Regions from separate parts of the Homo sapiens genome. Here regions 1 and 2 are each linked to region 3. Evidence: chromatin loops called from intact Hi-C (ENCODE). Cell type or tissue: MCF 10A. All regions are shown on one strand. Region 1 has its middle 28 kb from the start of MIR450B. Region 2 overlaps PLAC1 (placenta enriched 1). Region 3 has its middle 61 kb from the start of PLAC1.

Evidence for each region. Peaks named below come from ENCODE experiments on the same cell type or tissue, not always from the same donor. Only the 100,000 strongest peaks of a DNase experiment are listed, where the experiment ranks them.
Region 1: it touches region 3 in a loop (11-fold over the local background); 4 of 110 quality-filtered maps call a loop at or near these places.
Region 2: a loop joins it to region 3, with 7 times the contacts of the local background. A loop is called at or near these places in 2 of 110 quality-filtered maps.

The regions. Positions count from the first base shown.
Region 1 is chrX:134,508,360-134,516,359 of GRCh38, reverse strand. No RefSeq gene overlaps it. Among named protein-coding and RNA genes, the nearest start is that of MIR450B, 28 kb to the left of the region's middle. In MCF 10A, no CTCF peak of the experiment used is centred here; a DNase peak (open chromatin) is centred at 3,639.
Region 2 is chrX:134,599,676-134,607,675 of GRCh38, reverse strand. PLAC1 (placenta enriched 1) reads left to right here. Exons shown (of 3, transcript NM_021796.4): 2 at 5,554-5,625. It also overlaps the pseudogene RPL21P133. Among named protein-coding and RNA genes, the nearest start is that of LINC00629, 54 kb to the right of the region's middle. RefSeq lists an enhancer at 2,521-3,720. In MCF 10A, a CTCF peak has its summit at 3,526; DNase peaks (open chromatin) are centred at 2,545, 3,175 and 3,495.
Region 3 is chrX:134,714,983-134,722,982 of GRCh38, reverse strand. It overlaps a transcript of PLAC1 not described here. Among named protein-coding and RNA genes, the nearest start is that of PLAC1, 61 kb to the right of the region's middle. In MCF 10A, no CTCF peak of the experiment used is centred here; a DNase peak (open chromatin) is centred at 4,472.

The DNA of each region.
Region 1 (8,000 bases), 210 kb after region 3:
TTTTTAAACTTTAAATTTCAAACTTACAGAAATGTTGCAACAATAGTACAAAGAATTCCTGAATATCCTTTACCCAGATTCACCAGTTTAAAAAAACTTGCCCCACTTGCTTTATCACTTGCCTTCTCTCTGTATGTGTGTGTGTATATATATATTTTTTCAGAAGCATTTGTAAATTGGAGCTATTGTTCTCCTTCACCTGTGGATATTTCAGTGTGTATTTTCTAACAAAGACATTCTTTTACACACGACAGTACAATAAGAAAATTTAGCCTTGATTTGTTACTACTATACTCCAATCTTGACAACTGTTTCAATACCATCCTTTATAGTTACTTTTTTCACAGTCCAGGATCACACATTACATTTAATTGTCTCCTGAACTGGGGAGAGTTCCCCAGACTTTGTGACATTGGCATTTTTGATGCATATAGGCCAGTTGTTTTGTACAATGTCCCTCAATTTGGGTTTATCTGATGCCTCCCCACGAACAGACTCAGGTTATGCATTTTTGGAGGACTACCACAGAAATTATGCTTGTTCTCAGAGCAGCATAGCAGGAGGTAAATTGCATCATTTTTTTCCCATTATTGTTGATGTTCTTTCATTATCCGTTTACAGTGGTGTCTTGCCATTGTAAAATTACTACTTTCCCCTTTGTTATTAATAATTTGTGGCTTTGTTTGGGGGTATATAAGTATCCTATTCCTCATCAAGCTTTCACCCATTGATGACTCTTGCCCAAATCAGTTATTACTACTATGGTTACTAAATGGTGAGTTAGTTTCTTTCTTTTCTTTCTTTCTTTTTCTTTCTTTCTTTTCTTTCTTTCCTCCCTTTTTCTCTTTCTTTTTCTTTTTTGTTTCCCTCCCTCCCTCCTTCCTTCTTTCCTTCCTTCCTTCCTTCCCTCCTTCCCTCCCTCCCTCCTTCCTTCCTTCCTTCCTTCCTTCCTTCCTTCTCTCTCTCTTTCTTTTCTTTCTTTCTTTGTCCGAGTTTCACTCTTGTTGCCCAGGCTGGAGTGCAGTGGCGTGATCTTGGCTCACTGCAACCTCCACCTCCCAGCTTCAAGCGATTCTCATGCCTCAGCCTCCTGAGTAGCTGGGATTACAGGCGCCCACCACCACGCCCGGCTAATTTTTTGTATTTTTAGTAGAGACGGGGTTCTGCCATGTTGCCCAGGCTGGTCTTGAACTCCTGACTTCATCCATCTTTCTCGGCCTCCCAAAGTGCTGGGATTACAGGCGTGAGCCACCATGCCTGGCCATCAGTTCATAGTACTTTCAAATATCCCTTTTGATTTCTTCTTGATGCATAAATTTTTTAGAAGGCATATTAATTTCCAAATATTTGTGTATTTTCCAGAGATACATTATTGGTTTCTAATTCAATTCCATCATGGTCATGGAGCATACTTTATATGATCTGAATCCTTTCAATGTGTTGAGACTTGCGGTGACCCAAAATATTGTCTATCTTGGTAAATGTTCCATGTGCACTTGAAAAGAGTATGTTTTCTGACGTTCTTAGTTGGAACATTCCACAAATGTAAATGAGGTCAATTTGGTTGATAATGTTGTTCAAGTCATATATCTTTACCAATTTTCTGTGTACTTGTACTACCCTGATTTTCATAGAGGGATACTGAAATCTTCAACTACAGTCATTAATTTGTCTACTTTCTCCCACGGTTCTTTCATTTATGCTTCATGTATTTTGATGCTCTGTTAAGTACATAAGTGTTTAGGATTATTATGTCTTCCTGATGAGTTGACCTCTTTGATCAATGTAAAATGACCCTTTTTTCCTAGCAGTAATCATTGCTCTGAAATCTACATCATCAGTTCTTATAATGTCACTCTAGTTTTCTTTTGATTTTTGTTAGCGTACATCTTTTTCACTCTTTTAATATTCTTAGCTAAAAAAAGGAAGAAGCAGAGCAGTTGTATAGTATGCTACTATTTGTGTTACAAGGCAGAAATATGTATGTACATATCTACTTGCATATACATAAAATAGCTCAGGGAGTGAGGAAACTAAAATTATCTGTTGGCTGTTGGGAAGTGCACTGGTTAAATGGAAAAAAGGGATGAGAGGAAAATTTCACTGTATACGCTATCATAGTTTTTAAATTTAAGGTTATACAAATATATTTCAATTATTCAAATATAATTTTTCAATTATGCAAATTATACTAATTTTTTAAATTCAAACATTAAAAAATAAAAACAAACAGATAACTCTCTAATAAAAAGCATTATATCAGAAACAGAAAAATAATCATCAAGCAAATAGCATATGAAAAAGTTACCATATCCAGGCACAGTGGCTCACGCCTGTAAATCCAACACTTTGGGAGGCCAAGGAGGGCAGATTGCTTGAGCTCAGGGGTTTGAGACCAGCCTAGGCAACACGGTGAACCCCGTCTCTACAAAAAAAAAAAAAAAATACAAAAATTAGCTGGGCGTGGTGGTGCATGCCTGTAGTCCCAGCTACTTGAGAAGCTGAGGTGGGAGGATGGCTTGAGCCTGGAAGGCAGGGGCTGCAGTGAGCTGTGATCGCTCCACTGCACTCTGGCCTTGGAGACAAAGTGAGACTCTGTCTCAAAAAATAAAAGAAACAGCTACCTGCCTCATTCAGTGAGTGTATTAGTTTTCTAGGGATGCCTTAACAAGTACCACGTGCTAGGTTCTGGCTTAAACATGAGATTTGTTTTCTCACAGTTCTGGCGACTAGAAGTCCAAGATCAAGGTGCAGGCAGGGTTGGTTTCTTCTGAGGTCTGTCTCCTCGGCTTGTAGATGACTGGCTGTCTTCTCCCTCTGATTGTGTGTCTGTGTGCTAATTTCCTTTTCTTATAAGGATACCAGTCATATCGGATTAGAGTCCACCCTAATGACCTTATTAATTAATTTACAATGACCTCTTTAAAGACCTATCTTCAAATACAGTCACTTTCTGAGGTACCATGGGTCAGGACTCCAACATAGGAATTTTGAGAGGACACAATCATCCCATCACAGTGAATCACCAGAAAGATTTACACAACTCAAGATCAGTTTATACTAATAGCTAAGAGGTAGTAATAGCAAATGATACAGAAAAGAAGGGAGCTGGAAAAATATATACATCAGGCATGGTGACTCATGCCTGTAATCCCAGCACTTTGGGAGGCCAAAGCGGGAGGATTTCTTGAGGCTAGCAGTTCAAGACCAGCCTGGCCAACAGAGTGAGACCCTGGTCTCTCTTTAATATACATACATATACATCGGGGGGTCCAGAGAAGCCCAGCACAGGCTTCCAATGTCCTTCTTCATTTAAGAAGAAGCCACACAGGATGTGATCTATCCCTCTCGAGCAGCAAGCCACAGAGCATGGACAGAATGTCTCTGCCCAGGGAAGCCTGTTTGGAGTTTCAGGGTCTGAGAGACTCACATAGGGGCTGGTCACACACATACAACCTGCTAGCAACTGGCCATGGCACCTGAAACTCAGGACCCCAAGCATGGATCCGGGTTCACACACGTCATCGATCTTTGCACAAAGCAACCCTGACAAGCTGGTATGGTATGTTCCATCACTCCAGGTGTACATAACAAAATCACGAATCAGTAAAAGAACACTCTGAGGGCCACATTCCCGGGGGATAGCTAAGGGTGAGTCATGGTTCCCTTGGAGACGTGAAAGAAATAACAGAGCTGCTATGTTACCTCTTTGCTCAGAAAACCCAACCGGGAGATTTCTCTATTCCTAACTCCCATCACTTACGAACGGGAGTTGAGGTACAGGTTTTAGGGATAGGGAAGTGAGGGGGTGAGGGAGGTAGGGATTGGGCACCATTTGGCCTACAAATTACATATATCCAGGAATCGTGTTTTAATTGAAATTATCATCTTTACCATGAAAAATGGATACCTCTGCTTTTCTGGGCTTTTTTCCTAATTATGTCAACCTTCCCAGCTCTTGGAACAGAATGCAAAGTCCTTTGCATGATACACAGAGCCCCATCTGATCTCCCCACTCCGGGATCTCCCTGCCCTCATCTCCATGGCCTTCTTGCTTCATGTCTCTGCTCCAGCCATGATGGCAATCCTGAGGTTCCTCACACACACCAGGCCCCTACCCACTTCAGGGCCTTGGCTGTCGCTGTTCTGTCTGCCTGGAGTGTTCTTAGAAATCCTCTTCACTGTCCCCTCATCTCCTGCATGTCTCTCCTCAAAGGTCACCTCATCGGAGGCCTCCTGGCCACTGTATCTAAAACAGCAGCCCTTGCCACTCTCTGCGCCCTTTCCTCAATCCTCAAACCTGACAATATATCGTTAACCTGAATATTTAATTATTTTTTACCTGTTCCTCCTCCAACTCCCAAGCAGAATGCCTGCACCATGGGGGTAGGGACAGTTTCTGGTTCACAGCGAGGTCCTGAGGCCTAGCACCATGCCTGGCTGAGTGAGTGCCTACTGAGTGAATGAATGAATTCGATCCAGACAGACACTGGGTGGAGGAAGGAAAAGATTTAGGACAGAATAAGATTCCCTATTTTTAGCTCCAGACTACAGAGGAAATAACTCAACTAAACTGTTAACTTTTCTCTCAGGATTCACATATGCTAATATTATATTTAACATAAACTTTCTTTTAGAAAGGTGATTCTTGCTCCCCTTTAAGGGGCTAACACTCTAACAGTTTATTTATTTCTTTATTTTTTCTGATGACAAGTAACATATTTGTAAAAGAAAATTAAACAATGCAGAAAGGAGTAAAGTAGAAAGTGCAAGTCCTTTGGACTGGAGGTTGGGGGAGAGGAAGAGCTGGGGCTAACGCATTTTGAAGGGGACAGCTGTCACATTGTTGGCATCATGGCAGCTGTGTCCATAGGGCTCACCAAAATGTCCCCCTGGATAAAATGGCCACATCAAGCTGTCTTCTTGCTTTGCTGTTTATGTCCTTTGCCTGTGTTTTTAGGAAAATGTCCTCGAATGTGTATTTTTTTAATTTTTAAAGTTTTTGTTATATTAAAAAAGTCTTTTGTCTGTCCAACAAATTACTAATTCTTTTCTCCAAATTATTGCTTGACCTCTAACTTTGTGGTGCTTTCCACCATTCAGAAGTGATTTTATTTTAATTGTTATTTTTTTTGAGACAGAGTCTCACTTTGTCACCCAGGTTGGAGTGCAGTGGCATGATCTTGGCTCACTGCAACCTCTACCTCCCAGGTTCAAGTGATTCTCATGCCTCAGCTTCCTGAGTAGCTGGGACTACAGGCATGCCACCATGCCTAGCTAATTTTTTGTATTTTTAGTAGAGACAGGAGGTTTGCCATGTTGGCCAGGCTGGTCTTGAACTCCTGGCCTCAAGCAATCCGCCCACCTCGGCTTCCCAGTGCTGGGATTACAGGTGTGAGCCACCGCGCCCGGCCACAGAAGTGATTTTTATCGGATAGTGAATTCTGTCAATTCTTTGCCTTTATTGTCTCTGCCTTTGGTATCATGCTTAGAAAGGTCTTCTCCCAGCCGGGCACGGTGGCTCATGCTGGTAATCCCAGCACTTTGGAAGGCCAACGCGGATGGGATCACGAGGTCAAGAAATTGAGACCATCCTGGCTAACAGGGTGTAAACCCCATCTCTACTAAAAATACAAAAATTAGCTGGCCGTGGTGGTGTGCACCTGTATAGTCCCAGCTACTCGGGAGGCTGAGGCAGGAGAATCACTTGAATCCAGGAGGCAGAGGTTGCAGTGAGCTGAGATCACGCCTCTGCACTCCAGCTTGGGGACAGAGCAAGACTCCATCTCAAAAAGAAAAAAAAAAGGTCTTCTCCCTGCCTCCCCCCAGCCCCCGCCCACCCCCGGATTAGAAAAGTGTTCACCTAAATTTGCTTCTAGTATTGTCATGGTTTGATTTTGTTTTTCATTTAAATTTTCAAGGCACCTGGAATTATTTGGTGATAATAGACATTTATAGAGTGCTTATGATGTGTCAGGTTCTGTTCCAAGTGCCTTATATTGATCATCTTATTTGAAAGCTGGTAGAAACCGTGTTTTCACAGGTGAGGAAACTTAGGGACAGGAGGTTGGGTACTTATCCAAGACCATACAGTTGGTGAAACCTGGTCCATCTAATGCTAAAGCCTACACAGCGTTCTTGTAAGGATTAGAATTGGTGTATGTAAAGTTTCTGGAATATAGGAGGCAGTCAACAGATGATAGAGTTTAATATTATTGCATAGTTCCCATAAATATAATTTTTGATGGCTGTATATTATTTTTCAAAATGGTATCTTTTAAAGTTCAGTTTATTTCTAAACTATTATTCCTTCACAAGTATGAAAAGCCTTTAGAATTCCATGGGAATAAATGAAATCTTTATGTCAAGAAAGTGTTCTCATAAACAGGGAGGGGAACAACACACACCGGGGCCTGCTGGGGAGCCAGCAGGGAGAGAGAGCATCAGGATCAATAGCTAATGCATGTGGGGCTTAATACGTAGGTGATGGGTTGACAGGTGCAGCAAACCACCAAGGCACACGTTTACCTATGTAACAAACCTGCACATCCTTCACATGTACCCCGGACCTTAAAATAAAATAAAAATAATTAAAAATAAAAAGCATGTTGTCATAAAAAGAAATTTTGGAAGGATGTACATCAACATGTTTAGAGTTTCATTGGGTAATGGAATAACTGGGTTTTCTTAAAAAAAAAAAAAAAAATCTTGCCTCGGCAGGGTGCAGTGGCTCACACCTGTAATCCCAGCACTTTGGAAGGCCGAGATGGGCAGATCACAAGGTCAGGAGTTCGAGACCAGCCTGACCAACATGGCGAAACCCCATTTCCACTAAAAATACAAAAATTAGCCGGGTGTGGTGGCAGGCACCTATAATCCCAGCTACTCAGGAGGCTGAGGCAAGAGAATATCTTGAACCCAGGAGGCAGAGGTTACAGTAAGCTGTAATTTCGTTACTGCACTCCAGCCTGGGCGACAGAACGAAACTCCGTCTGAAAAAAAAAAAAAGCTTGCCTCTATATTCCAGTTTTCTAGAAAGAGTGTTTTTTTATTTTGTGAACAGAAAAATAACCACAATAACTGCTATATATATGTTTTAAAGGCTATGAATGAAAGGAGGTGCGGCGTATGTAGAGAGTGACAGGCTTATAAGATTTTCTTTTTGTTAACATGGTAAGAACCTGAAGCTGATAGGAAGGATAAATGGAGAGAGGGTGGCTCTCCAGGAGCAGAAGGGCAGTGAAGGAGGGAGGGAGGTCTTTGAGGAGGCAGCAGGCAAGAGGAGGTTTATGCAGCATTTATACAATTATATAAAGACAGAAAGAATGAAAGAAAAGATGTAAAAACGGATACCCTGGTATCGGGGTAGTGGGATGATGGTTGCATTTTACTTTTATTCTGTATTTGTATCTTCTTGTGTATGTTTACTTCTTTTATACATTCCATTTCCCTCCATCCAGATCCATAACTTTTTAAAATTTTTATTATTTTATTATTATTAAGATGGAGTCTCACTCTGTCACCCAGGCTGGAGTGCAGTGGTGCAATCTCGGCTCACTGCAACCTCTGCCTCCCGAGTTCAAGCGATTCTCCTGCCTCAGCCTCCTGAGTAGCTGGGAATGCAGGCATGCGCCACCACACCCGGCTCATTTTTGTATTTTTAGTAGAGACGGAGTTTCACCATTTTGGCAAGGCTGTTCTTGAGTTCCTGACCTCAATTGATCGCCCGCCTTGGCCTCCCAAAGTGTTGGGATTACAGGCTTGAGCCACCGCGCCCAGCCTATTACTATTATTTTTGAGACAGGGTCTTACTCTGTCACCCAGGCTGGAGTAAAATGGCACAATCACAGCTCACTGCAGGCCTGATCTCCTGGGCTCAGGTAATCCTCCCACCTCAGTCTCCTGAGTAGCTAGGGCTACTGGCATGTACCACCACACTTGGCTAATTTTTTTTTTTTTTTTTTTTTTGGTAGACACGGGTTTTCACCATGTTGCCCAGT
Region 2 (8,000 bases), 120 kb after region 3:
TTACAGTCCAGAGGCCTTTTTTTTTTTTTTACATATATACCTATTATGCCATGAATTCATGCGGAGTAGGTTCCAGCAGCTCCGGCTCCTTCCCACTGGTTCTTGCACAGTGTGCTTCTCTGGGTGGAGCGGGCTGGTGCTTCAGTTGAACCCAGGTACCTTTCTCTTTGGCTTCCTTTTTCTCTGAACAGTTTCCTTCATGCAATTCAGGATGCTATTTTTTGGCTCTTAATAAAGTGCTTAATATGCTCAATATGCACATTAATTCTCTTGGCAAGAATCTTAACCTTGTGTTTTTAAAATAATGCCAACAGCACACTGGGTAACAATGTAGGCTCTTCCAGTTTTGCCATGAAAACATTTGTGGGGTATTCCTTTCTGAACAGTGCCCATTCCCTTGATGTCTACAATATCACCTTTCTTGTAGATTCACAGGTATGTGGCCAAAGGAATGAACCCACGTTCTCTAAAAGGCCTAGAGAACACGTATTGGGTGCCTCTTCTCTTTCCCTTTGTGTTCATTATTTTGGCAAAATACTAGAAGATGGTGGTTCTGGCCAAAAGTGATCATCTGTCTTTTTTATTAACTCAAAATCAGCTGATATGTGACTTTAATTACATCTTGAAGCTATATTTTAAAATATTTTGTACAGATGTAGAGGGTACAAGTGCAGACTTCCTACATGCATATATTGTACCATGGTGGAGTTTGGGCTTTTGATGTACTCATCACTCGAATAGTGAACATTGTACACAATAGGCAATTTTCTGCAAAACACATGATTTCATTCTTTTTTATGGCTGGGTAGTGTTCCATGATGTATAGCTACCATATTTTCTTTATCCAATCCACCACTGATGGACGCTTAGGTTGGTTCCATTATCTTTGCTATTGTGAATAGTGCAGTGATAAACATGAGTGCAAGTATCTTTGTCATATAATGATTTATTTCCCTGTAGGTAGATACCCAGTAGTGGGACTCCTGGATCGAATGATATTTCTAATTTTAGTTCTTTGAGAATGGATCAAATGACATTTCTATTTTTTGTTCTTTCAGAACTATCCCTACTGTTTTCCTTAAGTTGTGCTAATTTACATTCTAACCAACAGTACATAAGCATTCCCTTTTCTCCACATCCTCACCAACATCTATTTTTCTTTTTAATTATAGCCATTCTGACTGGTGTAAGATGGTATCTCATTGTGGTTTTAATTTGTGTTTCTCTGATTAGTGATGTTGAGTGTTTTTTTCACATGTTTATTGGCCACTTGTATGTTTAAAGCTATATTTTTAAGCATTATGATAAGCAATCTAGCCAGATTAGTGACAAAATGAACCCTACTCTCAAGGAGGAGAATCCAAGTGAGTAATTCAGCACACGCACATCACTACAGTTAGAAAAACTACACAAATACAACTTTTTTTTTTTTTTGAGATGGAGTCTCACTCTGTCACCCGGGCTGGAGTGCAGTGGTGCGATTTTGGCTCACTGCAGCCTCCGCCTCCCAGGATCAAGCGATTCTCCTGCCTCAGCCTCCTGAGTAGCTGGGACTACAGGTGCATGCCACCACACCCAGCTAATTTTTTTGTATCTCTAGTAGAGACAGGGTTTCACCATATTGGCCAGGATGGTCTTGATCTCTTGACCTCGTGATCCACCCGCCTCGGCTTCCCAAAGTGCTGGGATTACAAGCGTGAGCCACCATGCCCGGCCACAAATACCACTTTCTATTGGCCAACCCAGGAAGAAACATGAACTTCCTTCCTCAAGTTTGAGGCTGGAGTCTTTGTCTTAGCCTTCAGTCACTAGAGTAAGACTGGTGTTCTCCTCATCCAACCATGAACACATTGAGGACAAGGGCACATCTGAGTCATCTCTGTCATCCCAGTGCATGGCACAGTCAACATTTGTTGGTGGAAGGAAGGCAGGAATGCCACCCATCCCCCCCGGGGAGATGGTCTTGGGCACAGTCTCTCTTTGCATTGCTCCTGCAGGGTACTGAGCCACCTCTACCCTCACAGCAACCTCCTCTCCATCATCCATCACTTCAGGTCACTCAATGATGAGCAAGCCAGCTGATAGCACTTTTTAGCTACACAAATGGATAAATCACAGAAACCAACATTTGTCAGACTCAGCTATCCTGATTCTTCTTGTGAACAAAATGATCATTAATTCCTTTAGACGAGTCCCCCAGTCTCCAGCCATTTGTCTCCTTTCCCCATGGGCAAATAAAAATGGGAATCTTATTAGTGGTCTCTAGTCATCTCATAGCATTGCGGGGAGAGCTGAAGCTGGATGAATGGACATCCCTGAGCTTGTGGAGTTCTCACCAAGTGGGCAGTGACTGGGTATGATCCCCTTTGGAGCCTGTCACTGCTGTTGACATTGAAAATACCGGTGTGGAAACAAATGCTGTCTTTGTCACAGGCTCAACTACAGGGGCCTCTCCTTCCCTAAGCTGGCAGCTGAGACTAAGTACTTGAGATCCCTGGGCCAGCTGTTGTGAAGTAAACGCCAGGCAGTAGGTAAGGCAAGATTCAGAACTGGGCAGAAAGCCAGGCTGGAGAGGGAGCACTGATAGGAGGGGAGCACAAAAGTTGGCAAACAAATGCTTTCCAAGTAGGTTTTAAAAAACACAATCTGGCCTCTAAAGTAGACAAAGCACCAATGGGGGGTGCAGGGGTGGGGGTGCTGCCTGAAAATGCCTGCTCTGACTATCAGCTCAAGAAGATTCTAGAACTGGAAAGGCACTGTGAGCAATGTTTCCCGAGGAGGCTTCCCTTGGAGCACAGAAAGATAGCCACACCCTTTGAAGTTAGCTGGGAGCTTACAAAGGGCAGTGTTGTTTCCACTAAGGAAGAATGATAGCCCTGCATAATGGTGTCCTTATTCTGTAAACCCCAGACCTTGTGCGATGAGGGGCAAGTGAGCCTGCAGGCCCCAGCAAAGGGGGAGGAAATGGTTGGCAAAACACATACTTTTAGCTTGCTTACTGGTCAACATGGAAGGTCTTCCCTAGGAAGATGGTGTGGTCAAAGTCAGGGGTCTGTTTCAACTCTCTTCCAAGGATGATTGCTAAATCATATCAAGATACCTTTTTAATTTGATGATGGCTGATGTAAGTTTCCAAATGCTTGCATCTTCTGTCATGTTTGATGTATTTCAGTGAATCATGCCACAAGCTGAGAGGCCCTAGAGATGAAAGGCTGATGAGAAAAAACGGATGAGCCCATTGTTTTACATCAGAATGTGAATGGTGATATTTCTGAGTAGTGGGATTCCTGTCACACAAAAGGGGAAGTCAGTAGGCTGGCAGTAGCTGCCAAGGGCAGCTTATTGGACAATTATTAGGGAATGGAATCCTAAAATTGGAATTTTAACATAGCCTTGATCAACTTTGGAATGCCTATGGTATTGCATCATACATGCTTATGTCAGGGACCACTTCCAAAATTCTGACTCATCTCCCAGGCCAATGAAACCATTTCAGCATGTGAATTACACCCCTGGTGTTGTCCAAGGGAATTTTTGTCAGCCCTGGTGCCCAGGACTGATTCCATTAGGCCTAGGAGAAGCTGTGTGGTGCAACAGAAAGAGCCATGAGGAGCCCTGAGCTCTAGTCCTAGCTCTGTTGCCAATTAACTGTCATTCCAAGTGAATCTTTTAGTGAATCTGTGTCTTGGTTTCTTCAGCAGTTGAAAAGAGACAGTTGAATTTGATGAGTTAGTCTCTTACGGCTTTAAAAATAAAAATGCATGTTTCATAGCTTGGCATTTAACAAAGAATTGTGGATATGTAAGTAATCTAATTTTATAATTTTCTTTAGGTATGAAAGGGACCTTAAACATCGTATAGTCCAACCCCTTTATCATACAGATGTAGAAACCAAGGTCCAGAAAGGGGAAGGGATTTGATCAATTAGTGCAGAATTAGGGTTAGAGATCAGGTTTCTGGATTCCCAGTCCAGTGCATTTTCCACTACATTTATTTTTAAATCAAGTAATACATGAGCATGGTTTAAAAATATCAAATAGGCAGCTGGGTGCGGTTGCTCACACCTGTAATCCCAGCACTTTGGGAGGCTGAGGCGGGTGGATCACGAGGTCAGGGGATCGAGACCATCCTGGCTAACACGGTGAAACCCCATCTCTACTAAAAATACAAAATACCCAGGCGTGGTGGCGGGCACCTGTAGTCCCAGCTACTCGGGAGGCTGAGGCAGGAGAATGGCGTGAACCTGGGAGGTGGAGCTTGCAGTGAGTGGAGATCATGCCACTGCACTCCAGCCTGGGTGACAGAGCAAGACTCTGTCTCAAAAAAGAAAAAAAAAAAAAAAAAAAAAAAAAAAAAAAAAAATATATATATATATATATATATATATATATATATATATATATATAAAATACAGAGAGCTGATAATAAAAAACAACAGTTCTCTGCCCCACTCCTCCCCATCCCCAGTCCCACTCCTCAGAGGCAACCATTTTTTAACAGATTCTGTTGGCAATTCATCTGATAGTTACTTCTGAATCTCTAAATATTACTCTGTTCCCATTCTTGATTTATCCATTTTGGACATTATCTATTAACTCCTGTTATAAAAATGGAAGATTTAGCTCACTTAACATTACTCCCAACTGCCTCTCTTTCTTCTGCCTCCCCATGGTTGATAGCAATATTTTATGAGATTTTTAAAAATTCACTTTTTAAAATAGCATGCTATTTTAAAAATTTACTTTTTTGGTGTACAGCTCTATGAGTTTAGGCAAATACATAAAGTCATGTAACTGCCACCACAATCATGATATAGAACAGTTCCATTACCCCCCAAATCCCCTCATGCTGCCCTTTGTAATTGGCTTCTCCCTTTACCCCCTACACTGATCTGTTTTGTTGCTACAATTTTGTCTTTTCCAGAATGCCCAGAAATTGAATCATATACTATATAACCCTTTGATACTGACTTCTTTCACTCAGTATAACTATTTTGAGATTCATGTATGTGTTGTTCATTCTTTTGTATTGCTGAATAGTACTCCACTGCATGGATGTACCACAGCTTATCCATTCACCAGTTGCAGACCATTTCAGTTGTTTCCAGTTTGATAGCATTATTTTTAGTTATTCTATTGGTTACTTTTTAACTGAAAATCATATACTGAAACCTCTACTTCTTGCACCATCATCCACTATATAGTAAGTAGGTCTTCTTTTTCAGAATAGTAAATGCTTTGGACTGATTGAAAAACATAATACTTTCATTTCTTTAGTCACAGTTTTAGACGGATTTAATTTGAGGGTGTGATTTTTCATGGGGTTGGGAAGGTTTGCTCAAATGCTGTCCAGCAGCCCTATTCAAGGCTACAGCCATTCTAAATGCCTCCTGTCACATAGGGGGCCTTCTCTAGTACCAGATATGCTTGTTGCTGGGAAGATACGCATGTACTTTCTGTTCTGACCGTTGCTAACTCAGGCAGTAGTTTTTGGGAAAAAGACCTTTCTTCATGTGGATTTCAGCTTTTGTCTGTCATGCTTTTTCTGTTCCAGCTGCCTTCACCAGTGAGCACAAAGCCACATTTCAAAGGAAACTGACAAATTATCCCCAGCTGCCAGAAGAAGGTTAGTTTTCTGTGTGTTCAGTGTCCCCCTTCTCTGATAACCAACAGGTTAACTTTCTAAAGGGAACTGACAAAAGCAGAAATTGTCCTTTTACCCAAATGAGTTGTGATTGTTGATTTTTTTAAAGATGTGGATTTGTAATATTCCTCTCCATTCCTACTCTAATTTATACCAGGAAATAGAGTGTAAGTGATCACAATGGAACCTCTATTGTTTGCAAGATTCATATTAATGCATTCTGGTTTTTTAAGTGCTTACAAGATCTAAATTAATTTTTAAATTAGCTAGCATAGTGTCTTTACTCAATGAGTAGCCATTTAAAGGCTGAATGATGTCAGCCCTGGCCATAGAGATTTATGTGTTGTTATATTTCATTTGCATTTTTAACCATCTTTGTACATGTGTTATGCCTCTAGCACTTATGCTGTATAACAGGAGAGAGTCTAATGCCTAGCACAGTACACTACATATAGTAGGTGCTCACTAAATGCCATTTGAATTGAAATGATCCAAAAGAGTGTCATGTATATATGATGGTAAAATATTCTGTGTTAATGCAGTGAGTCAGGCATTCTCAAACACTAATAGGAATGCAAATTGGTACAACTCTCCCACAGGGCAACTTGGCAAAATGCTCGAAAGCCTTAACAATGTTCTTATCCTTTCACCCAGTAATTCTCCTTCTAAGGATTTATCCTAAAAGGAAATAGAGATGCACAAAAAAATACAAATACATGGAAATTCATTGTGGCAATATTTAAAATAGAGAAAAAGTGGAAAAAACTTAAGTTGTCCATACTATGAAATCCTATGCAGTAACATTTATACTATGAAATGCAATGTAATTATTTAAAATCATGTTTAGAAGAATATTTAATGACATGAGTAAATGCTCATGGTCTAACTTAAGTGGGGGAAAGGAGGATACACAAACATACAGTGAAATCCCAAGTGTGTTTGTGTGTGTGTGTGTGTGTGTGTGTGTGTGTGAAGAAAAAAAATGACTAGAAAGAAATAATAGAAATATTAACAATGATTAGCCAGCCATGGTGGCACATGCCTGTGGTCCTACCTACTCAGCAGGCTGAGATGTGAGGATCCTTTGAAGTTTGAGGCTGCAGTGAGCTGTGATTGCACCACCGTGCTCCAGCCTGGGTGACCATGTCCCTAAACAACAAACCACAAAGCTATAATTATCCCTACGTTGTGGGATTATGAGTCATTTTCATTTTCTTATTTTTGTAATGAGCTTATCTTACTTTAAAATCCAAATTTTTTTAATTTGAAAGAAGTAACTACTACTTATGCTAGAGGGCTGACATTCATAAAATCCTAGTAATGAGATGTAGAACCATTTCTCCAACTAGTGTCAAATCTTCATCCTTAAAAAAAAAAAAAATGAGATCGGGTCTCACTCTGTTGCCCATGCTAGAGTGCGGTGGGCTGATCATAGCTCACTGTAGCCTCAAACTCTTGAACTCAGTGTCAACTCTTCAGATGACATGTGGATGGTTACGGCAGTGGTCAGTTTTTAGAAAAATTAAATAAAGCCCAGAAGCCATTTCAGATTTAAATGCTCTGAGGGGTGGGGTACAGTGGCTCATGCCTGTAATCCCACCACTTTGGGAGGCCAAGGTGGGTGGCTCACTTAAGCCTAGGTGTTCAAGACCAGCCTGGGCAACGTGGCAAAACCTCATTATACAAAAAATTTAAAAAATTAGCCAGGTCTGGTGACATGCACATGTAGTCCCAGCTACTCTGGAGGCTGAGGTGGGAGGATTGCTTGAGGTCAGAAGTTCCAGACCAGCCTGGGCAACATAGGAAGACCCCATTTCAACAAAGAAAAAAATGTGAAAAATAAGTCAGACATGGTGGTATATGCCTGTAGTCCGAGCTACTCAGGAGGCTGAGGCAGGAAGATCGCTTGAGCCCAGGAGTTCAAGGCTGCAGTGAGCTGTGATCATGCCACTGCACTCCAGCCTATTATTATTTCAATAATAATAATAATAATAATGCTCTGAGCCTTAGTTTGATATTGAAAGGAAAATATGTTTATCCTTTTCTCTAGGCCTAGTTAATTTTCATCCTTTTCTCTCCATCCCCACCCCTTTTTAAACTTTCCAGATCTGTGGAACAAATGTTGAGCAAACTGGAAATAAATAAAATCCAATGGCTTTAAGATACCACAAATCCCTCCCTTCCTGTGTACTAATGGCTACCTGCCCATTCTACTCCCCAGAGTGAAGGGCTAGAGTCAGCCAAAATGGAGGCTTTTCTGATTCAAACATGAAAAATGCAAATGCTCAAAAGATAGAAAAACTTAGGAAGTCTGAAAAGATTGAGACATAACATGTACAACTCTCCCTCCCCTAGAT
Region 3 (8,000 bases):
TTTGAGACAAAGTCTCATTATGTTGCCCAGGCTGGACTCAAACTCCTGGACTCAAACAGTCCTCCTGCCTTAGCCTCCTGAGTAGCTTGGACTGTATGCTCTCACCTTTCAGCATCAATTCTATTTCTAATTTTTTAATATATTTAAGGGCTGAATAAACTTGTTTACATAAGTAAGAAGAAGAAAATTTAAAAGTTTTATAATAGCACTGTCATGTAATTCCATAAACATCTGGGCTATAAACCAAAAATCAGTTATCTCCCTGCAAAAATAACTTTTTCGTTTTTTATTGAGATATAATTCATATACCATAGAATGCACACCTTTAAACTATATGATTAAGTGGTTTTAGTATATTTAGAAAGTTGTAAAACCATCACTACTATTCAATTCCAGAATATTTTCATCATCCCCAAAGAGAAACTCATTACATGTTAGCAGTCACTCCCCATTTCCTCCTCGCCCCAACTCCTGGCAAACATTAATCTTTCGGCCTCTGGATTTGCCCATTCTGGTCATTTCATGTAAGTGGAATCGTGTAATATGTGGCCTTTTGTGTCTGGCTTATTTCACTTTGCTGAATGTTTTCAAGGTTTATCCACATTGTAGCATGAATCAGTGCTTCATTCCTTTTTATACCTGAATAATATTCCATTGTATGGATATACCAAATTTTCTTTATCCATTTGTCAGCTGATGGACATCTGAGTTGTTTCCATCTTTTGGCTATCTGTGAATAGCAATGCTATAGACATTCATTTATGCCGAGTGCAATGACATGTGCCTGTAGTCCCAGCTACTCAGGAGACTGAGGCAGGAGGGTCACTTGAGCCCAGGAGTTCAAGCCCAGCCTGGGTAACACAGAGAGATCTCATCTCTAAAATAATAAAAAGAACACATTGATTTACAAGGTTTTCGGTGGGCACATGTTTTCGTTTCTCTTACTGGGTCATATGGGAATTTATGTTTATAAATTTTTGAGGAAATGCCAGACATTCTCAAAGTAGCTGCACCACTTTACATTCTCACCAGCAATGTATGAGCGTTCCAATTCTTCCACACCCTTGCCAACACTTCCTGTTATTATCTGCCTTTTTTTATTTTTATTTTTATTTTTTTTGAGACGGAGTCTTGCTGTGTCACCCAGGCTGGAGTGCAGTGGCATGATCTCGGCTCACTGCAACCTCTGCCTCCCAGGTTCAAGCAATTCTCCTGCCTCAGCCTCCCGAGTAGCTGGGATTACAGGCGCATGCCACCATGCCTGGCTAATTTTTGTATTTTTAGTAGAGACGGGGTTTCATCATCTTGGCCAAGCTCATCTTGAACTTCTGACCTTGTGATCCACCCGCCTTGGCCTCCCAAAGTGCTGGGATTACAGGTGTGATCCACCATGCCCGGCCTGTCTTTTTTTTAAGAGACAAGTTCTCACTCTATTTCCAAGGCTGGAGTGCAGTGGCAGCGATCATAGCTCACTGTAGCCTCAAAATCCTAGGCTCAAGCAATCCTCAGCCTCCCGAGTAGCTGGGACTACAAGGTGTGTGCCACCATACTGGCTAATTTTTTAATTTTTTTTTCAGAGGTGGGGTCATTCTATGTTGCCCAAGCTGGCCTCAAACTCCTGGCCTCAAGTGATCCTCCTGCTGTAGCCTCCCAAAGTGCTGGGATTATAGGCGTGAGCCACCATGCCCAGCCTGTCTTTTTGATTATAGCCATCCTAATAGATGTCTTCACTAGGTATCTCTTTGTGGTTTTGATATGCCTTTCCTTAATGGCTAATGATGTTGAGCATCTTTTCGTGTACTTATTGGCCATTTGTATATCTTCTTTGGAGAAATGACTCTTCAGATTCTTTGCCCATTTTTAATTAGGTTATTTGTCTTTTTATCGTTTAGTTGTGAGAATTCTAGATACTCTAGATACAAGTCCATTATCAGATATATGACTTGCAAATATTTTCTCCCATTCTGCATGTTGCCTTTTCACTTTCTGGGTGGTTTAATTTGCAGTACAAAAGTGCTTCATGCTAGGAAGGCACAGTGGCCTATGCCTGTAATCCTAACACTTCGAGATGCTGAGGCAGGAGGATCACTTGAGCCCAGGAGTTTGAGAACAGCTTGGGCAACATAGTGAGAGCCCATCTCTACAAAAAATAAAAAAAATTCAGCTGGGTGTGGTGGCACACTCCTGTGGTCCCAGCTACTAAAGTGGCTGAAGTGGAAGGATGGCTTGAGCCCGGGAGGTCAAGGCTGCATTAAGCTATGATTATGACACTGTGCTCTAGAAATAAAAGTGTTTCATTTTCATATAGTCCAATTTATCTCTCTTTTTTTTCCTTTGTCACTTGCGTGTTTGTTGTCCTATCATCCTAAGAATTTCTTACCTAATCCAAGGTCAGGAAGATTTACACTTATGTTTTCTTCTGAGTTTTAGTTTTAGTTGTTACACTTTTAGCTCTGGGTCTGTTGCATTACTGTGTACATTTTAAGATCAACATGTCAATTTCTGCCAAAAAAAAAAAAAGCCAGCTGAGATTTTATTAGAGATTACACTGAATCCGTAGAACAATTGGGGGAGTACTGCCATCTTAGCAATATTAAGTCTTCTAATCCATGAACAAGAAATGTCATTCCATTTACTAAGGCCTTCTTTATTCTCTGTCAATGGTGTTTTATAGTTTTCAGTGTACAAGTTTTGCACTTCATTTGTTAAATTTATTTCTAATTAGTTTATTATTTTATTGCAAATAGAATTGTTTTCTTAATTTGATTTTCAAGTTGTCCATTGTTAGTGCTTAGTCATAGAATTGATTGTTGTGTTTTCTGGCATCCTGCAACCTTGCTGAACTTGATTATTAGCTCTAATAGTTTTTTGTGGATTCTTTAGGATTTTCTAACTAAGGTTGTGCCACCTGCAAATAGAGATATTTTTTACTTCTTCCTTTCCAATCTGGATGTCTTTAATTTTTTTCTCTTGCCTATTTAGCCCAGCTAGAACTTCCAGTATAATATTGAATAGAAGTGGTAAGAGTGGACATTCTTGTATTGTTTTTGATCTTAGGGGGAAATCTTACAGTTTTATACCATTAAATTTGATGTTAGTTGTGGGTTTTTCATAGATGTTCTTTACCAGATTAAAAGTTACTTTCTAGTTCTTGTTTATTGAGTGTTTTTTGTTTGTTTGTTTGTTTTTCATTGAAACGGAGTCTTGCTCTGTCATGCAGGCTGGAGGGCAGTGGCATGATCTCAGCTCACTGCAACCTCCACCTCCCAGGTTCAAGCAATTCTCCCACCTCAGCCTCCCGAGTAGCTGGGATTACAGGCTCCCATCACCACGCCCAGCTAATTTTTTTATTTTTAGTAGAGATGGGGTTTCGCCATGTTGGCCAGGCTGGTCTCAAACTCCTGACCTCAAGTGATCCACCCGCCTCGGCCTCCCAAAGTGCTGGGATTACAGGCCTCCCAAAGTGCTGGGATTACACCTCGCCTGGCCTACTGAGTGCTTTTATCATGAAGGAATATTGAATTTTGTCAAACACTTGTTCTGCATCTATGGAGATTAACAGGTAGTTTTTGTTCCATTAATGCAGCATACTACATTGACTGATTTTCTTATGTTGAACCAACCTTGCATCCCTAGGAAAAATTTTATTTGGTCATTGTGCGTAATTCATTTTATTTGTTGTTGGATTCAGTTTAGTAGTATTTTGTTGAGGATTTTTGTGTTTGTGTGATAAAATACAGATAACATAAAATTCGCCATTTCAACAATTTCAGAGTGTACAACTCAGTGACATTTGTTATGTTCACAGTGTTGTGCAATACTTACCACTATGTAGTTTCAAGACATTTTCAGCATGACAAAAGGAAACCCCACACACACTAAGCCGTCATTCTCCCCTCCCCCTGGCAACCACTAATCTGCTTCCTGTCTCTATGTATTTGCCTATTCTGAATATTTTTTGCCCAGGTGTGAGGTGAAAAGGGTTTGGGTGAAATTTCCTCTATTTAGAAAATTACTATCACAAATTCTTTATCAGTCAGCAGCCAGTCAGCAGCCTGTCCCACACAATTATTCACAGGCCCCTTTTGAACCTCCTGCATTTGGCAAGAAAGGGAGGTGAGCATGGAAAAGGAAGAGGGCAATCTTTCAACTGTCTCCCCTCCTTCTGCTAGAGAAGGGGGACTATGAGAAGAGGACTGCCCAGGATGGCTCCAGGCAAAATATAAACATTTGTCTCCTTTGCCCTCAAATCTCCCCTTTCTGCTGCTATATCCAGGCCCTGGTGGCCTCAAGTAGCCAGGCCCTAGGATATCTCTAAGATCTCTTCCCTCCAGGCGGGGCTGCAGGCCCTGAGACTACTTTCATAATTGGTTTCCTGTTGGGTGTCCCTTGCCTGCAAGCCTTACTAACTGGCCAGATGGCATCCACTTGCTTGAGCCACGTGTTCTTGTTTGCTAAGGCCTCCCTAAGTTATCCTGTCCAAATTCCCTGAACGTGAGGAATGTCAAGCCCCAAAGCTGTAAAAACGGTGACTCACTGAAGTCCAAGAAGGAGGTACTTCTGGAGAGCAGGGTGATCTTTACGTACTTTTCAAGTAATGCCCATGGGCAAATTTGTTATTTAGTGAAGCAGGATCAGGCAGTGGGAAAAAAAAGGTGACACCCCACCCTCACAGTATGCCTTACAGCCCACTCCACAGCTTTATTAGGAGCTAAGTCTCTGGAGAGATTCTGGGGAATTTTTTTTCTCCAGGGAGGCTTTCTGGCTTACACTTCTCCAGACCCCAAGGACACTCCCAGATGCAAGGTGATGTCATTGGAGTGTTTTCAGATAGAGAATTTAAGACTTGCTCTGACCTCATGTGCTTTGTGTTTCCAGTTTAACTCAAACTTTCCAAGACTTGAGTTCATTTACCTTTAATCAAAATTCCCTTTCTGGGCTCCACTTCTGATTACACATGGGCCTCTAAGTCTTCTTGGCCATCAGGTACCAGTTGATCAAAAGTGTCACACATTTAGGTAGGGCCAGTGTGGCTGACATGCCCTTTGAAGTTCAAATAGGGTTGGAAATGAGTGCAATATTGCTCACATGATGTCAAATCTCACATGTTTGAAATAGAGTGTGTGACATTTGACAAATTCAAGCACATGGTGAGGCAGCTATTCTGCTTACAGAGCAAAGACTCCACTAAGGACTAGGTGAGTGACTGCTCATTGGGGCCTGCCTCTTTGTTGACAACAGACTCAGACTGGGGCCTTTTTGACGAAAAATCAGAATGCTATTTCCAACCCTTAGGCAAGTAATGGGCTAATGAATGGCTCTAGAATTTTAGGAGACAGGCCTCACTCTGGGGGACAGTCCCCACTGAAGGCAAAGTTCTTTCCTCACCCCCACATGTGTGGCTGATAAAAGCTACTTGTCTGGCTGGGTGCGGTGTCTCAAGCCTGTAATCCCAGCACTTTGGGAGGCTGAGGCAGGCGGATCGCTTGAGGTCAGGAGGTTGTAAACCACCCTGGCCAACATGGTGAAAACCTGTCTCTACTGAAAAGACAAAAATTAGCAGGGGTAATTTTTGGCACGCACCTATAATTCCAGCTACTCTGGAAGCAGAGGCAGGAGAATCCCTTGAACCCAGGCAGACATTGCAGTGAGCCGAGATTGCACCACTGCCCTCCAGCCTGGGTGACAGAGCAAGACTCTGTCTCAAGAAAAAAGCTACTTGTCATATGTGCGCAATGTACTTCTCCCTGAAGACTATTTCAAATGGTTTCAGTTTGGCCATCTACCCAGAACGCACACGTACCCAGCACGCACATGTACCCAGCAAATGCCTTCCTATTTCTACCATCTTTACCCATAGAAGGCCTTAGAGTAAGTACTCTTTTTCACTGAGTCAGGTTTAGACCACAGAATCCTCAGATCAGCACTCCCAGCAGCCTGGGCCAGTTGCTTGGAGTTGGTATACAAGATAATGAAAATTGCTATCATTTTACTGAGGATTTATTATGGGTGAGGCACTGGGTAAGTGCATTACATGCATTATCTCTTTTAATTCCCACAATAGTCTTGTTATGTACTATTATTCTCATTTTACAGACAAGGAACCAAGGCCAAGGGAAGGTAAGTAAACTTTCTCAAGGTCAGATTGGCAGAACTGGGCTGGAATTCCCGTCTGTTTGACTCCAGAGACTAACCTCTTAACCGTTACGCTATGCCAGTTCATTCATTCACTCAACAAGTATTTAATCGGCACAAATTCTGTGTTAGCATGGTTCTAGGCCCTGGGGATACAGCAGTCAGAAGATCTTCGCCCAGTGGAACATGACACTGTGTGGGCCTCTGGAAGAAGGCCCTCTGGGAATCAGTGACTTGACACTGGATAATACATCCATTTGCTAGCAGGATGAGGGATCTCAAAAATGTGGGAGCTCCACGCCTAAACACAGGGAGTATATGGAAAACTCAAGCCACAAGGCAAAAGGGCAATGGCAAAGTTTCAGCTCAACCCTGACAGGGCTCTGTATGCTTAGCATAGGCTATAGCCCATGCTCCAGTGCTTGAGAAGGATAACATGCCCTACTGATCTCTGTAACCCTTGAAGGTCAACCACCCCAGGCCCTCCTACCATAAGCCAACATTAAGTTTTTCAAGCATCCCAGGTCTGCCTGTCTTTTTTGCCATTAGCAGCTGAATGTGTGAAGCTCGTGGCTCCCCGCAAGGAACCCTAGGGGTGGGTCACAGGTGGGGCTGAGCTCACTCTTCCTATAGATACATTTCCCCCTTGTAAAGAGCAAAGGAGACAGATCAAAGGCCACCTGGGCCCACTTGCTTGCTAGAGAGACCCGGGGGAGCTGGAAAGGAAAGGGGAGGAGGGGACTGGGGTAGGCTGGAGCTGTGCTGTGATTGATTGGCTTGTTTTGCTCCTGCACTTCTGTTTACCCAGCTGGGCCTGCTGCTGCCCAGAGGACCAGCATGTGCATGGCCACTCTGGCCGGCCTTTGGGGCAGTGTCAGAGTGAGCTGTGCACTCAGCCATCTCCTGGCAAAACTGAGGCAGGGAAGTTTGTGTTTTATGTCTGCAACTTTCCTGCCCCACTGGGCCTTCTCCCACCTCCAGGGACACCCCTCCGTAACACACACACCCCAGTCTCAGCCACAAAGTTCTTCAGGTCTTCTTCCTCTTAGTGGAACCTAGTGTCACTCAGGTATCTAAGACACTAACAGGTAAACATCTGCCAACAGCCTCTAGCTTAATTCTTCTAGCATTTCAAAATGCCGGGCTTCTCTGTAATTAATTAGTCCATTCAAGGCAGACAAGAGCAGAGGGCCCCAGGAGAGGGAAACAAATAGCTTATGAAAGAGCTACAGATCCAAGGACACAAATGAAGTCCCTGGTCTTCTAGGTCAGTCTTTCTGTTAATTGACAAACAAGGTTAAAACAAATCCCAGCATCTCAGTAATGCTCTCTGCTCGGTTTGAATAGCAGTAGCCCAAGGTAGAACGGTTTCAGAACTCAGTGTGTTAGGGGGGTGGGGGGCCGTGGGCAGGATTTGAAGATTTGAAGGACCCTTCCAAGTGCACGTGGCCACTGGTTTGTCAGTGTTTAACGCCAGCTCTACTTTTCTTAAAAACCAACCCAACCCCAAATCAGAAGCAAGTAGAGACTGGTGGCAAAGGGCCCCTGGGCTTTGGGTAGGCACTAGAGTGGTGGTTTAGAGTGGGCTTTGGAGTCAGACAAGCCTGAGTGGGAGTTTCAAATCTCAGCTCTGCTACTTATAACTGTTTGACTTTGGGCAAGTTGCTTAGCTTTTCTGAGTCTCAGTATAACCTTCTGTCAAATGAGGATAACACCTACCTCACTGCATTGTTGTGAGGATTAAATGCCATAAAGTGTGCCAAGTGCTTAGCAACTGATCTGTGTTATCAATATATACAGAGGGGTGTGATGATCAAAGACGAGGATTGTGGAGAGAGGGGGATGGGATACCTCATTCTCTTCCT